Linked DNA regions of Homo sapiens: regions 2 and 3 are each linked to region 1. The links are chromatin loops, found by intact Hi-C in ENCODE. Cell type or tissue: dorsolateral prefrontal cortex. All regions are shown on one strand.

Evidence for each region. Hi-C counts contacts between places; a loop is a spot of excess contacts. Peaks named below come from ENCODE experiments on the same cell type or tissue, not always from the same donor. Only the 100,000 strongest peaks of a DNase experiment are listed, where the experiment ranks them.
Region 2: it touches region 1 in a loop (3-fold over the local background); 27 of 110 quality-filtered maps call a loop at or near these places.
Region 3: a loop joins it to region 1, with 3 times the contacts of the local background. A loop is called at or near these places in 34 of 110 quality-filtered maps.

Annotation. Positions count from the first base shown.
Region 1 is chr3:117,016,241-117,021,240 of GRCh38, forward strand. The region is part of intron 1 of LOC124909415 (a long non-coding RNA gene); the gene reads right to left. Among named protein-coding and RNA genes, the nearest start is that of LINC00901, 97 kb to the left of the region's middle. In dorsolateral prefrontal cortex, CTCF peaks have their summits at 344, 3,065 and 3,274; DNase peaks (open chromatin) are centred at 2,588 and 3,051; H3K4me3 peaks cover 799 bases; H3K27ac peaks cover 3,215 bases.
Region 2 is chr3:117,716,591-117,721,590 of GRCh38, forward strand. It overlaps LOC101926953 (a long non-coding RNA gene), which reads left to right and starts at 3,343. Exons shown (of 5, transcript NR_188507.1): 1 at 3,343-3,587. In dorsolateral prefrontal cortex, CTCF peaks have their summits at 2,927 and 3,130; no DNase peak of the experiment used is centred here.
Region 3 is chr3:117,524,621-117,529,620 of GRCh38, forward strand. The region is part of intron 2 of LOC105374056 (a long non-coding RNA gene); the gene reads left to right. Among named protein-coding and RNA genes, the nearest start is that of LINC02024, 160 kb to the right of the region's middle. In dorsolateral prefrontal cortex, a CTCF peak has its summit at 2,064 (motif pointing left); a DNase peak (open chromatin) is centred at 2,051; H3K27ac peaks cover 622 bases.

The DNA of each region.
Region 1 (5,000 bases):
TGGCTGCTTTTCTGGGAGTCGGGTTCACAAGGTGATCTGAGAGTAACTGTCGTGACTATGCTTTGCAAAATCGGCAAAAATTCAGCACTTCACTAACCCTAATACAGCAAGAATCTGTAGAGCAGCTGAAGGTTAACACAACAATGAAAACAAACAAACAAACAGAAAAACTAGGTAATAATGCCACCATTTTTATTTCTCACACTCCTCAACCCCCACCTCTGATCCTAGGCTTTCCTGTGTGCCTGCTTTTCTTGCTATCAACAGAGATCTTTCACCTGCCCTCAGAGGCCTATCAATGCTCAGTCTGGGATCCTCTAGGAGCCGCCAGAAGCCGCAGAATCACAGAGCAGAAAGAGGCTCTAGAAAGCATTAAGTCTTAGTGTATGGGATCTGCCCTCACTCTCTGCATTTTCTGAAATGAAAGAGGAGAGAGCTGGCCAAGTGGAGCAGCTCTTCCAGTCTTGCTGGGGGTAGATCTGACCTTCCTCCTTATGAGAGAAAGGGATGCAAGGAAATACCAATATCCAAATATTCTCTTTGGACCCTTAAACTTGTTTTCACTTACTGCATTGTTTAAAAGTGTCTGAAAGAAATTATTTTGTATAATTTCTAAAGTATGATAATGTTCACACTGAACCATACTTATTTTAGAAATGACAATCCTATATATTCTAATTGGAATTAGGTATAAATAAATAGCCCTAATCTGTCTCATACTCAGACAGACAGCCAAGTTTGAAATTTGTCTAATAATTAGAGAAAAAAATAAAATGGTAAACCATGCACAGTGATATTTTATTTTGACATAGCTGCTCAATTTTCTTGGAGATATAAATGTGTTTAATCCATCTACATTCTCCCACATACATTCTGGCAAAATTGCTGCATTGTGACAGCAGAAATGCATTAATTACTTAAATGTTGCTTAACACTATAGCACTAAAGTACTTTATACAACGTGAAAGGACAGAAGGGGTTTTTACATATTGTCAATTCATGGGTGAGGTTAGTAGGCTGAAAGTAGCAGGAGGCAAATGTGGCTGAGGGTTAAGTGCTGTGTCTCAGAACACCTGTGTTTATTTCTTAATACTGTTAGTCATTTCTGGAACTATATTCCATGGTGAGGATTTTTTTTTTGGCGGGGGGGCGGTGTTGATCATTTTTGTTTTAACATTTCTGAATCTAGAAAATGAGATTTTGTTGTGGGTTACCACACATTCAGCATAAAACATTTATGTTAATAGAGGATTAGGAGTAGAAACTAATAGAAAACTGGTTTGATGTGCTTTTACTTAAAAAAAAGAAAAGTACAAAACCAGAGAAGAATACAGCTGTCAGCTATTAATACAACACAGCACAGTGAGAGTAAAACCCACTTCTGGGGCAGCCCCAGATCTCCTCTGAGACAGCCCCAAGATAATCCAGACTGTCAGAGCACAGCCAGGCTGAATCGTGCTATTCACTGGGTTCCCAGCACCACGCTCCAGTTCTGACCCTCTCGCTCCCTCTCGGGATGGATTGCTGCATCATCCATCCTCCTTAACTTATCTAGTACAGCCTTCTCTCATCCAATCCCAACAGGCTTTGCAGTTTCTCTTACAACACCAATCTGATAAAGCCAGCTCCTCACTCAAAAAGGCTTATGTGGCTCCCAATGCCTTTACAATAAATGGAAACTCACTGCCATGGTTAAGTCCTTTCACAATCAGGCCCCACCCTGCCTGCCAGTCTTTTATGCATCTCTTCATCCCTGCCATTCTCACTGGAGCCATGGAATACCACCGCAGTGCTCCATTAACATTCTTACCTCCACTTCTCTCTTTGCAATGTTCCTTCTTCCCAGAATGCCCTATGATCCCTTTTCTGGCTTCTCAAAACCCTGTCTATTCTGCCTGTTTCTCTTCAAATGTTATTCATCCTGAGAAGTTGCCCCTGGCACCTCTCTCCTGACCCAATCTCCATCACAGGCAACAGGTTTGTTCCTCACCCACACCCTCATAACACCCTGTTTCTATTACCTGCCAAGTCCTACCCTGCCTGGCCGTGCCCTCACTTGTGTAGGAGCTCGCCCTCCTCCAATAGATGGTGAGGTCCTTGCCTGCAGAGCTGGCATCTGAATGATTTCCAGTGTTCTGGTTCCCAGAACTATTCCTTGAACCTACCAAGTACTGAATTAATACTTGTAGACTCAAAGACTTCATTTAATTCCATTGAAAGAGACAATAGGTGGCTCCATTCTACCTAGGCAGCAGCGCTCCATAGATAACAATATGGATGACTTTAACCAATATATTATGCTACATCTGTTTGGCTCTTTGTAATTCCCCAAGTGCAACGACAGTACATAAGACAGAAAAAAAAACCCACTGAAATGTCAGAGCCCCTAAGGCAGAGCTTTGGGGATGCTGGAAGCCGCTTGGGGATGTCTTCTGTTGTCTTGCAGTAGCAACAGTAACAGTAGGCTTTGGTAAGGCAGACAAAAGCTAAAACATCTCTAATTTTCTCATTCCTAAAGCTCCTCTTGCTTGGCAGTAGCTCTGGATGTGTGGGAAGGCCTTTGGGACATCTTTCTCCACAGCTGCCAGGTAGCTGCTTTTGCCGTGGATGATGTGGCTCTTCCTGTCAAACTCCCTCCACCCGGTCTGACTCCTTACACAAGGATGAATTGACGTTACATGTAAAAACAGTGGCAGTTATATGTGAGACCGAGGTGGTTTAATAAGTGAGCACATTCAGCCCACTCCCTTTGGGGGAAAAAAACCAATAAAGGTATTGACAAGGGAAATTGATGTTATCTTTGTAGACATTCATAAAGCATCGCTAAAACAATCCCCACAATAACATTTGCCTTTTCTTTCTCTGACTTGAGTTCCCTCTTCTGACCAGGACTACTTAATATGCTCTCCGGTCTCCGCAACTGAATGCAATAACAACAGTGTATTCAGAAGAGTAAACCAGGGAGACAGAGGAGATAAAATCTTTGCTCTGTTGCACGCAGCCTTTTGAGGTTAAGCATTCAGCTGAACTGCTTAAGCAATGAGAATCTGGTTCCATGCAGCTAGGGGGAGCCCAAACACAGTTGAATGTGCCCTGCTGAGCGAATGCATTTAAATTTTCTGTCCCTCAGCTTTCAGAGTGTCTTTTGAAAGTATCCCCTTTAATTGGCCCAGGGTAGAGGCTAGGCATCTGTGATTGAAGGAAGGAAAAACAGATGCAGTAGAATCCCCCAGACACATTCTAGAGGTTTATATGATTTGTGTTTCTGAGATAAGACCCTGTTTCCTGCAGTTGTACGTAGCCACGGCAAGAGTATCTAGAAAGATCATTTCATGGCTAGAAAAATTAGAAAACTTAAGATGGGGATACGTTGCAACTGGCTTGTTTTCTCTACATAACCCACTTCTGAGTTTAATTCAATGGCTTCTGTTGTAGCATTTTTCCTTTTTTCAATATGGGGTTGTAATTACTCTTATACTAAAAAAGAGTGTGTGTGTGTGTCTGTGTATTTGGATTTCAAATACAATATTTAGATAAGAAGGAGATTATAACATGTAAATGAATAACAATAACCCTAAAACAAGCAGGCTAGAAACGCTTCCTAAATTACCAACAGGCGGATTGTATATTGGTTGTTCGAAAGTCTATCCACCCTGTTAGAAATAATAAATAATTTGTTCAGTTTCCCCAAACAAATAATAAAAGTTTCCTTAATGCACAATGTGCTTGATCATAACATGAGAAGCACGAGACTGTAGTAGAGTCACTTTATCAACTGTGTGAACTTAAGCAACCTGTTAACTTGACTGACCACGGATCCTTATTTTAAAATGGGGGTTATCATACCTACTTCCTTGTGTTATTTTGAAGGTTAAATGTGCTTCGCACATTGCTTGGCACACGTAAATGTCTGATATTCCTAACCCTTATTCAGAGTCTGACATAGTGCTTGGGGTAAAATAAGTACTCAAAAAACATTTGCTGAAAAAAATGAGTGAATAAATGTAAGGAATTTTACATTCAATAATATCTCCATGGGATATATACAGGATCACATTTTCCTGACTGCTTCTCTCATCCTCTGTTATTTTGAAACTTGGGTGGGTGATTCCTCTCTCTTTCTTACTCCTTGATAGGAATGAGGACATCCCGAGATCTACTTTATTTAGACAGCTCCAAGCCCCAGCAGGATGAGGACTGTGGGTAGAAATGAGAGAGGTAAGTATCACCATTGTTGGGAAGGGGGATATCAATGGTTAAGGCTCAGGGTAGAATAAAAAATATAAATACTAGTTTTGATTCCCCCAAATTATAGAGGAAGGAAAGAGGCTCAGATTAGGGATACAGGGATAGCAACATTGAAAGGGAAGAAATACCAGCATGATGGAGTCTAGGAGGCTGTAGGGGGGAAAAGTATATATCAAATAAGAAAAAGGGCAGGAGTTCTGGGAAAGGACTGATGACGTGGGTGAGGGAAGGAAGAATATGCTGAAATATGTCAATGCCGCAAACTAAGGTAATAAAAAGGATCAGAGAAAGAAACTGTGGCCTGGACTAGGAACTGTTCAATTTCACAAGCAGGATGACGTCTATTCAGCCAGAAGAAGAGAAAAAGACACCAGGTCAGGGACAAAGCTGGAGAGCCCCTGTACCACAAGCAATTGCAGAGCAACGGAAGCCAGAATCCCACTTGGAGGGTGGTACTGTCAACAAAAATTAGTGACACAGGCAGCTCAACCAGTAAACTGGGGTAAAATCTTTTCAACTAAAAGGTCCTTCCCAGACCAACCCAACTCACTACCTCTCTTAGTCCCTGAAGATCAGTTCCAGTATTTCTGGTCTGGTTTTCAAAGCTAGAAGGGTTCTTTACACTGTTGTTGCTATACTCAGAGAAGTGTCTAAGGACAGGTTTAGTTTCACTTTAGGGGATCATATTCTCCCTCAATCCTGTGTGTAATGCTTCCCTGGAATCTATTTTTCCCTTTGTCTTCTCCCAGAGA
Region 2 (5,000 bases), 700 kb after region 1:
CTGCAAATTTCCATTTAGGCAGGGATTACTTCTAAACCAGTGTACAACTCCTTGTAAGTAATTAATAAATATTCATGATGCTGATATTGCTGTTAATGATGACAGATCTTGTAGACTAGAATGAGTATTTTAAAGATGAGTATGTTAATCTTATAAGACAGGGACATTCTAATATCTTCTAATATTGATTCCAATATCCCAGGAGGCTTATAATTCTTTAACATATACATATATATTTACTTGTACCTTTGAGAAATAGGGAGTGATGTCCCTGTAAGTATATGCATCAGTTTGTATTTTAAATATTTATCTACCGACCATATATAATTTTAATGCCTAACATAATTTATGTATAAGCACTTGGAATTACTGTTCTTCTGGACATGGGGAGATTCAATTTTTATTTTTGATTCTGCAAAAAGACTTTTTTTAGTTTGAATCTTCATACTTACTCACATGGTTTCACTCACACACACACTTAACACCAATATTTATCGAATGCCTACTATGTTCCAGGCACCATCCTGGGCCCTGAGCACACAGTAGCAAAGAAAACAAATATTCCTTCTTTCATACATTTTCATTCCCCTGGGGAAGACAGACAACGAATTTGTATAAAATGCATAAATAACTGAAAATTTTGAGATTCTGTGAAAAATGATCAAGATATTGTGATAAAATTTGGTCAGGAAAAGCCATTTTGAGGATTTAAAACAATTATTAACAAGATCTGAGAAAGGAGAATAAGGCTCATGTGATAAAATATGGGGAAAGAAACATTTTAAACAGAAGGAAGAGCATTTGCAAACCCCAATGGAAAAAAAGAGGCTGATATGTGCTTGCAGTTTAATGAACAAGGGAGAAAGTGATTTAATGAAAGAATAAGTGAAAGAATGAATTTGACAATGCTTTTTCGATTAGCATTGCCTGAGTTAGTAGCTCTTCACAAGTGTGGAATCCACTAGACAGAGCCCATATCCTCTCGAAGATGAGAAAGTCTAGGAGACTCAAGCCAGGTTGAGAGACTCAAGCCACTGTGAGACTTCTCACATTCCTTAAGCTTTCTTTCACAACTTCTGCATCCCTGCTGCATCCTTTTTCTCTCTGTATATGGATGTTCTTCTTCTATGACAAACTGATTGACCCATTTGATATGGTTTTGCCATGTCCCCATCCAAATCTCACTTGAATTGTAGCTCCCAGAATTCCCATGTGTTGTGGGAGGGACCTGGTGGGAGACAGCTGAATCACGGGGGCGGTTCCCCATACTGTTCTCATGGTAACGAATAAGTTTCATAAGATCTGATGGTTTTATAAATGGGAATTCCCTTGCAAAAGCCCTCTTGCCTGCCGCCATGTAAGACATGCCTTTGCTTCTCCTTTGTCTTCTGCCATGATTGTGAGGCCTCCTCAGCCATGGAACTGTAAGTCAATTAAACCTCTTTCTTTTATAAATTACCCAGTCTTGTGTATGTCTTAATTAGAAGCATGAGAACAGACTAATACACCATTCCTTTCCCATTGGACTCACAACACATTTTCATGGGGATATCTTCTATTATAAATCGAACATCACCTTAGCATTATGGTGTTATTATTTTATTCCTTTCAGCACATATGCACTTTACACAGTGTCTGAATTTAGCTACATATCATTTTGAAAGTGCTCATGAGATTTTTGTGTGCTGAACTTTGTAATGTTTGATAAATTATGAGGTTTTGGAGGCAGGATTTTGACCATCGTTACCCAGTTCAATGGTCAGCACAGAGGGAGAAATGCCAATTCTTGGCGTCCCTAGGATTTACTACATAGATGGACAAATTGATAAAGAGATAAAACTAGAGTTATTAAATATATATACATATATTCACCTTACATGTATAGTGTGTTCATATATAGTATATATTTACTAAATACATATATCTATATGTACAGGTAGTATGAGTATATTTACTCATATGTATCTATTTTTAATCTATCCATCCATCCATTCGTCTGTCCATCCTTTCATCCATTTTTTAGATAGATATAGTAAAATGGTGGAGGGGATACCAACAACAATCAGCACTTAATTTGGGAGGATTCCTTATCAGAAATCTTATGAAAGTGAATGTAAAAATGGGCTTTGGAAATGCTAACTTTTCTGCTGATTATTTGCAAGCTTGAATTCCTATTGATAATGGGAGTGAAAACATAGGGCGACTTGAAGAAAGGGCTTGAGGGCAGTGTGAATAACAAGCAAACATCGGTGAGTGCATGGGAAGAAAACAACTCTGGAAGAGGTGGTCTGCTACGGAGACTTTTCTCACCTTTTGCTGGGGAATGGAGAGAAGAGCGGAAATGCCAACACTATTGAAATGTGAGAGAAGGCAGGTAAAAATGCTGCTGGGACCTCTGCTACCCTCCCTAAAATCAGGACTGCAATGCTTATGGGCATCCAGGAGGCAGTTTTTGTGCCTGGCAGGCCCTGTTGGGACTGAGCTAAAAGGAGAAGAAAACATTTTCTACAAGGCAAGTGCGATCGGCTTCTTCCCAAACAAGTCACTGAATAATTTAGAAAGAGTTAGACTGAAGAGTTGCAGGCTGTTGTTATACCAATTCTATTAGTTTCATGCAATTCCTTGGACTTGTTTAAACACAGGAAATATGTTAAGAACCTCAAGAAACACAAATCAGTCCTATTTTCACACTGTGTGTTCTGATGCTTGTTAAGATATACTTATCAACTTAGTGCTAGGTAAATATTAAATAACAGTTATCAATACACATAAGCAAAACCAAACATGTGTCATTTAGAAACAAGATACAGAGATTTAACAAAATGCATTTAACAAATTTTAGAGTATGTGTGTTCCATTTTGTTAACAACAAAACAACTCACTAATTTTTAATAGACATTTTGATGGGTAAAAGGCTTTTTGAGACCCCTGCTGACAGCAGAGGAGAACTGCATCCAGATGTTCATTACTTACTAGAAACTGAATACCTAATTCTCCTCATTAACTGAGACATCATAAATATGTGTCATTTTTGAGATGTGGAAGATACATTCCTATAAGATAAACATATAAATGTAAATTATTGAAAGAAGGCTATTTACATAGGGGTTTTTTTTGCTTAAGGTTTATAGGTCTCTTAAAATTGCTACATGTGTTACATAATTTCAAATTCATATTTTGGTTTATTTTTTAAAAGCATGAAAACTATAGAACTCTTCAGAAACGTATCTATTGTGAGAAAAAGAATACTTAGAATTTTCAAAGATGCGGTATTCTAATAAAAAATAACAATGCTAATTTTATCTGAAAAATACATGTACCTCAATAATTTTATCAAGGGCATGTTTTGTGCTAGATACTACTCTTTATGTTAGGAATATAAGCAATTGTATAAGATACTTACAGATTGCAGTAAGTGGTAAAAAATATAACATGAAGAGGGAATAGTGATGAGAAGGTAACTATATAGGGGAGTGGTCAGGGAGTGCTTCACTGAAGATGTAAAATATGAACTGAAACCTATATCCTGATTTAAAATAGCTTTGCAGATGTTTTAGGTAAATAGCAGCAAGCGAACAATACCAAAGGTAAGAGCAGAAGGTAATCATGTAAACATAAAGGTTGGATATAATAGAAATCAAGCGTGGCTCAGCTTCCACTAGGTATACAAATTGGGTCTTTGTGTTCTCCTCTCTTAAAGGCAGCTAGATGTGTAAAAAAAACTCAGGGTCTTTGAAATCAGACAAACAAAACTTGAGAACAGTCCTTAGGCTACCCTTAATAAACCTGTGACAAGTTTCTGAACCTCTCTTAGATAGCTGTCTCATCGGTAAATTATTGAAGACTGTACCTACTCAAAAGGTTTTTTTGATAATACAAAAAACATACACTGATATGCTATGTGAAATGCCTAAGTATAGTAGGTGCTCAGTAATTTTTCATTATTCTTTCCTTTGATTCAAGGGTTCCCTGGGACTCACCTCACTAGTAAGTCTCAGCTCGGCTGTGAGAGTCAATGAGATGTAGTGGAGTAATGATGTCCAGAGGGCAGGCAGGCAGTTAGGTGTGAAGTTGAGTTAGCGAATACCCAAGAACAAAGATGCCACTTTAGTCCTCTTTGTAAACCCCAGGTCTAACATAGGGCCTGACATAGAGTAAGGATAAATAAAAATGAGACTCAGAAATAACTAGCTCTGGTTAATCCACAAAAGATATTATATGGCCCTAAATTCAAGTGAAAAAATGACCAAGACTTAATGATTTCAATGGTTCCCAAACACGAATGATCTGTGAGACTATGACTTCATTGCTTTGAGCTGTGGAAACAATGATATGGGTAAGTCATGTACCAGCACAAATCCTTAAGAAATGACTTTTGCTAAGAGGTAGTTTATAATTGATCACAGAAAGCTATGCCTATTTGAGCATACCTACAGGTAATTAGCTAAACGTTTCCCAAATGCTGCCGTGTGATGATAAAGGAAAACAACCTTGAAATATTTTTGTGATGGCAATTGCTTTCTGATGTAAGGGAACTTCCTTTATGTTGAGATGGTGTTGTTCCTATATTTTGAAAATAAAACTGCCCTTTCATTCAAGAAATTTAGTGATAGTAAATGGGATATTTTATTAAATTTATTTGGAAAAATAAGAAACTGGCAACTCATGGGGAGAACATCAATTTTATTTAATGTGATATCCATCCCCAGAGAGGTGTGGAAAATTCTGGTATAGCTAATTAAAGCAAGAGTAGATTCAAAGAGGGAGAGGTTTGATGTGAGCTTCACAAGGGAAGGAGGAAGTAGAAATTACTTTTTGCACTCAAGCATACAGGGAAGGAGAGGCATAAAAGACAGCAGCGGGGGCACTGATGCAGAAGTTACATTATGGATTCAGGTCCAATGCAAAACTGACCAAGTAAAGACTTATATATAGTAAAGCCCCCTCTCTTGTGGGGGAGTTGGGAGACTGCAAGCTTTTTAGTAACCATGGATTAATGT
Region 3 (5,000 bases), 510 kb after region 1:
GACTGAGCCACTCATTGAAATGCTGCTCTTGCAAGAAAACATAAAATTGTATGATGGTGCCACATAACACATACTTGACACGGGCTTTGAAGGCAGAGAAGCCTGGGTTCAAATAAAATTCAGCCACATACTAGCTGCATGATTCTAGGACAAGTTACAGAACCTGAGGCCATCAGTTATCATCTGTCAAAATGGAGTGAATACTTATAAAGGTTACATGAGGGTCAAAAATAATGTATAAAAGGAGCCTGGTACATAGTTGTCATTCAAAGAGAGCTGCTGATGTTATTAACATTAGTTGACTATGTAATATTACTTAAAACTCTTACTTCCTATTTTTCTTCCTACTGCAATAAAGTTTCTGCCATTTCTTCTCTCTGTGTGAAGTTTTTCTTCTTCCTCGGTCTGTAGCTGGAATGTGCCTTTCTGTGCCAAGCCCACTGACTCATGGTGATATAGCCCACAGAGCAGGGTGCAAGCAATAGAAGGGCCATACCAGGCCACAACATATGTCTCAGATTCCCAGGACAAGCTTTGTTCACGGCATGGAAGAATGGCTGGTTAACTTAATCCCAGGGTTGCATTCTCCGTAATGATACATCTCAGGCCATCGATCCATGGCTTTATTTTCAAGCTTGTTTAAGCAGGAGCTATAAAAAACAGAGCATCATGCACGTGCAATATGGAATTAAGCCTCACACTCTTACCACTCTAATTCTCTTAGATACCTATTTGTTTGTCTTGATTTTAGAAAGCAGAATTCAGTAAAGAAACAAATTGGGGAATATTTTTTAGGGTTATAATCTTCCACGTAATGATATAAACGATTCTGTGTAGAATTGCTATCTTGCTGGTGAGTTGTTTTCTGAAATAATGTGCCCAAAACAGAAATCAGCATTGTTTTTTTGAGGCAATTCACTGTGGCATTGTGGCTGCTGTGAATGTTCTAGAAATTGTAAAATACGCTTTTGCAAACGTAGAGATGGTTTTAGTTTTCTTATATCAATAAGCAGTAGGATTAAATGTAACAGGCTTACGAGAAATGAGGGAAATATTCAATGCATTTTGCGATAAAGAGCAAAGGAAGCTCAAAGCTCCTTCAGCCATAACGACATCCTTGTTTCTTCTTCCTTTTCCTTTCCCAGTGTGTGTATGAAAACCAGGAAACAAGGGAGAATCAAGTGCTGGGTTGGGTGAGGTTAAGAGAATCGGGTTCTCTTCACATTTACCTTGGACTTTTCAGGAACTTTCCTATAATTCATTTAAGCTCAATAAGTTCTATTATCTTCTTTGGTAGAGCTTGTTGGGGGGACTATAGTAATCCTGCCAAGAAAATGTTATCTTGTTCCTCAAATAACAAAAAAGTGATTTGTATAAAAGCAAGGTTCATAATGTAAAATCTAAGTATATTTGAAAGAAAAAATTTCTAAAATATTTGAGTCTCGAGTAAATTCCTTGAGCTTCACACCATACAACTTAGTTCTTGGTAAATTAAAAGTAGGGCTTCTAGTGATTTGCATAAAAACTCTCAAGAGGAGGACCTCAGATACATGGCTTATCAAACTGGCACTTCATAGAGTCTGGGCCATATCAGATCCTTGAATGCTTGCTTCTTAATAGTAACTCCTATATAGTTTCTAAGGGGTTTCGGCTGTCTATATTATGAGGAGTGCATGTTTTTAAGAGCTTTACAGGGGTCAGGAGAATTGGCTTCTCTCTCTTCATTTGCATTTAACGTTCTAAAAGTTCTTAAGCTGGAAATGATCTGAGAACTCTCTCTGGGAATCTATTTCTTAGTTTCTAAATAATCAAACCTATCATCAGTCAATGCACTGTTTTATCTTCCTTCAGGCAAGTTTAAAATATGTACATATATATGTTATAGAAGCTGTTTTTTTTTCAAACCTCATTTTATGAGCCAATATGTTTGTTTCCCAAAGAAAAAAAATGTTTGTTTTCATGATTTTGGCAGAAACAAATGTTTTCTTTGGGGCTGTTCAAATAGTCATATTTTCAAGTTTTCTTGCTTCTTTCTATTGGGGGGAGCACCCCCTGGTGGAATACCATGAAAATGTTTGCCACGTGTTTTGACTCTAATATTCAACAGACAGATGTGTTTTGCAAATATTACTTTTACACAAAGCACACTCAGAACCATTTTGCCAATGTTAATGTCTTGGAAAATTCCATGCCTTCTTTCTAATTATCACCACAGTATTCAGAATGGGCTCCCTTGTTTTAGGTGTTACACAGTTGTGGTCAGAGATGCTGCAGCAGTCTCTGTGGGTCAGAAATGAGTCGGGAAGGGCACTCTGGCATTATGTTCCTACTTGTGGGAAAAAAGGGACCCTTTTCTCCTTTCCCTCAGTTCTTCCTTCTTTCCTTCCATTTCTTCCTGCTACTACAAACAAAATGGCATTTGTTGGAGGGTCTGACTGGGTGAGAAAACAGTCGGCCATGACAGTGCCCAGTTATAGGTAAAGCCTAAGGTACATCTCTTTCCAGAGTAACGTCCCTGTCACTGCAAGCTGGGGGAGATTAACAGAAAGGGAATTTGCTGGGAGATATTCTTAATCCCCCATATCCCCCCAAATATAAATTTAAATTAGTACTAAAAACATATCAGATTAATCAATAAGCCTGTAATTTCTGTATCTTATAGAGAAAAAAGTATCATCCCCAAGGTAACTGGAAAGGATGGGGCACTATTGTTTATCATTGCTGTTGTGTGCTGAATTGTGTCTCCCCTCCTCATAATTCATATGTTGCAGCTCTAACTTTCAGCAACTCAGAATGTGCCTTTATTTGGAAACAGGGTTTTGCAGACGTAATTAGTTAAGATGAGGGTATGCTGGGGTAGGGTGACCAATGTGACTGGTGTCCTTATAAAAAAGGGAAATTTGGACACAGACAAACACACAGAGAACAGTATGTGAACATGAAGGCAGAGATTGCAGTAATACATCTACAAACCACATTTCTAAGAAGAGACCAATCCTACCAAGACCTTGATTTTGAACTTGTAGCCTCCAGAGTTTTCAGACGATACATTACTGTTATGTAAGCCACTCAGTTTGTGGTACTTGGTTACAACAATCCTAGCAAATGAACCTTCCTCTGAACTCAAGTGGTGGTCCCTTCCCACACATAACCTTTCTGAGTAGAGACCAGTTTTTGTAGCTGCTGTTGTTTTAAAGTAAGGACTGAAACAGTTTACTGCCTCCATCAACTATTGCATCATGTTATGCAGCCTGTATTTTCTTAAGAATGAAAATAACGTTTTCTTTATAAAAGCAAGCCAAAATGGACTATAAATTATATAGATGTTTCTTGGCTCACAGAGAACTATAATTCATCTGGAACCAAGTAGGAATGGATCTCCATATTTTTAAATTTTTATATTTTTAAATTTTGTGGGTACATAGTAGGTGTATATATATATATGTGGGGTACATGAGATATGTTGATACAGGCATACAATGTATAATAATCACATCAGCATAAATGGAGTCTCTATCATGTTAAGCATTTATCCTTTCTTTGTGTTACAAACAATCCAATTATACATTTAGTTATTGTTCAATGTACAATAAATTATTATTGACTGTAGTTACCCCGTTGTGCTATCAAATACTAGATCCTAGTCATCCTATTTAACTATATTCTTGTATACATTAACCATCTCTACTTCCCCATCACCTCACTACCCTTCCCAGCCTCTAGTAACCATCCTTCTACTCTCCATCTCCAGGAGTTTAATTGTTTTAACGTTTAGCTCCCACAGATAAATGAGAAAATACAAAGTTTGTCTTTCTGTGCCTTGCTCATTTCACTTAACATAATGACCTCCAGTTCCATCCATGTTGCTGCAAATGACAGGATCTCATTCTTTTTTATGGCTGAATAGTACTCCACTGTGTATATGTACCACATTTTTAAAAATCCATTCATCTGTTGATGGGCACTTAGATTGCTTCAAATTATTGGTTGTTCTGCATAGTGCTGTAATAAACATGGGATTACAGACAGCTCTTTGATTCACTGATTTTCTTTCTTTTGGATATATACCTAGCCATGGGATTGCTGGACCCTATGGTAGTTCTATTGTAAGTTTTCTGAGGAAACTCCAAACTGTTCTCCATAGTGGTTGTACTAATTTACATTCCCACCAACAGTGTACAAAGGTTCCCTTTTCTCCACATCATTGCCAGCATTTGTTATTGCTCATCTTTTGAATAAAACAAGTTTTAACTTGTTTTATTCAAAAGAGGTAAGATCATGTCTCATTGTGGTATTGATTTGCATTTCTCTGATGATGAATGATATCGAGCACCTTTTCATATACCTGTTTGGCATTTGTATGTCTTCTTTTGAGAAAGTCTATTCAGATCTTTTGTCTATTTTTTAATTGGATTTTTAGATTTTTTCCTAGGGAGTTGCTTGAGCCCCTTATTCTAGTTATTAATCCCTTGTCAGATGCATAGTTTGTAAATATTTTCTCCCATTCTGTGGATTGTCTCTTCACTCTGTTGATTGTTTCCTTTGCTATGCAGAAGCCTTTTAACTTCACGTGATCCCATTTGTCTATTTTTATTTTGGTTGCCTGTGCTTATGGAGTATTACTCGAGAAATTTTTGCCTGGCCCAATATCCTGGAGAGTTTTCCTAATATTTTCTTTTTGTAGTTTCATACTCTGAGGTCTTAGATTTTAATTCCTTAATCTACATTGTCTTGGTTTTTGTATATGGTGAGAGATAGGGTTCTGGTTTTTACTTTTCTGCATAGGGATATCCAGTTTTCTCAGCACCATTTTATTGAAGAGAATGTCCTTTCCCCAATGTATGTTCTTGCCACACTTGTCAAAAATGAGTTCACTCTAGATGTATGAATTTGTTTTTGGGTTCTCTATTCTGTTCTGTTGGTCTATGTGTCCGTTTTTACAACAGTATCATGCTGTTTTGGTTACTATAGCTGAGTAGAGACCAATTTGAATGATCTCT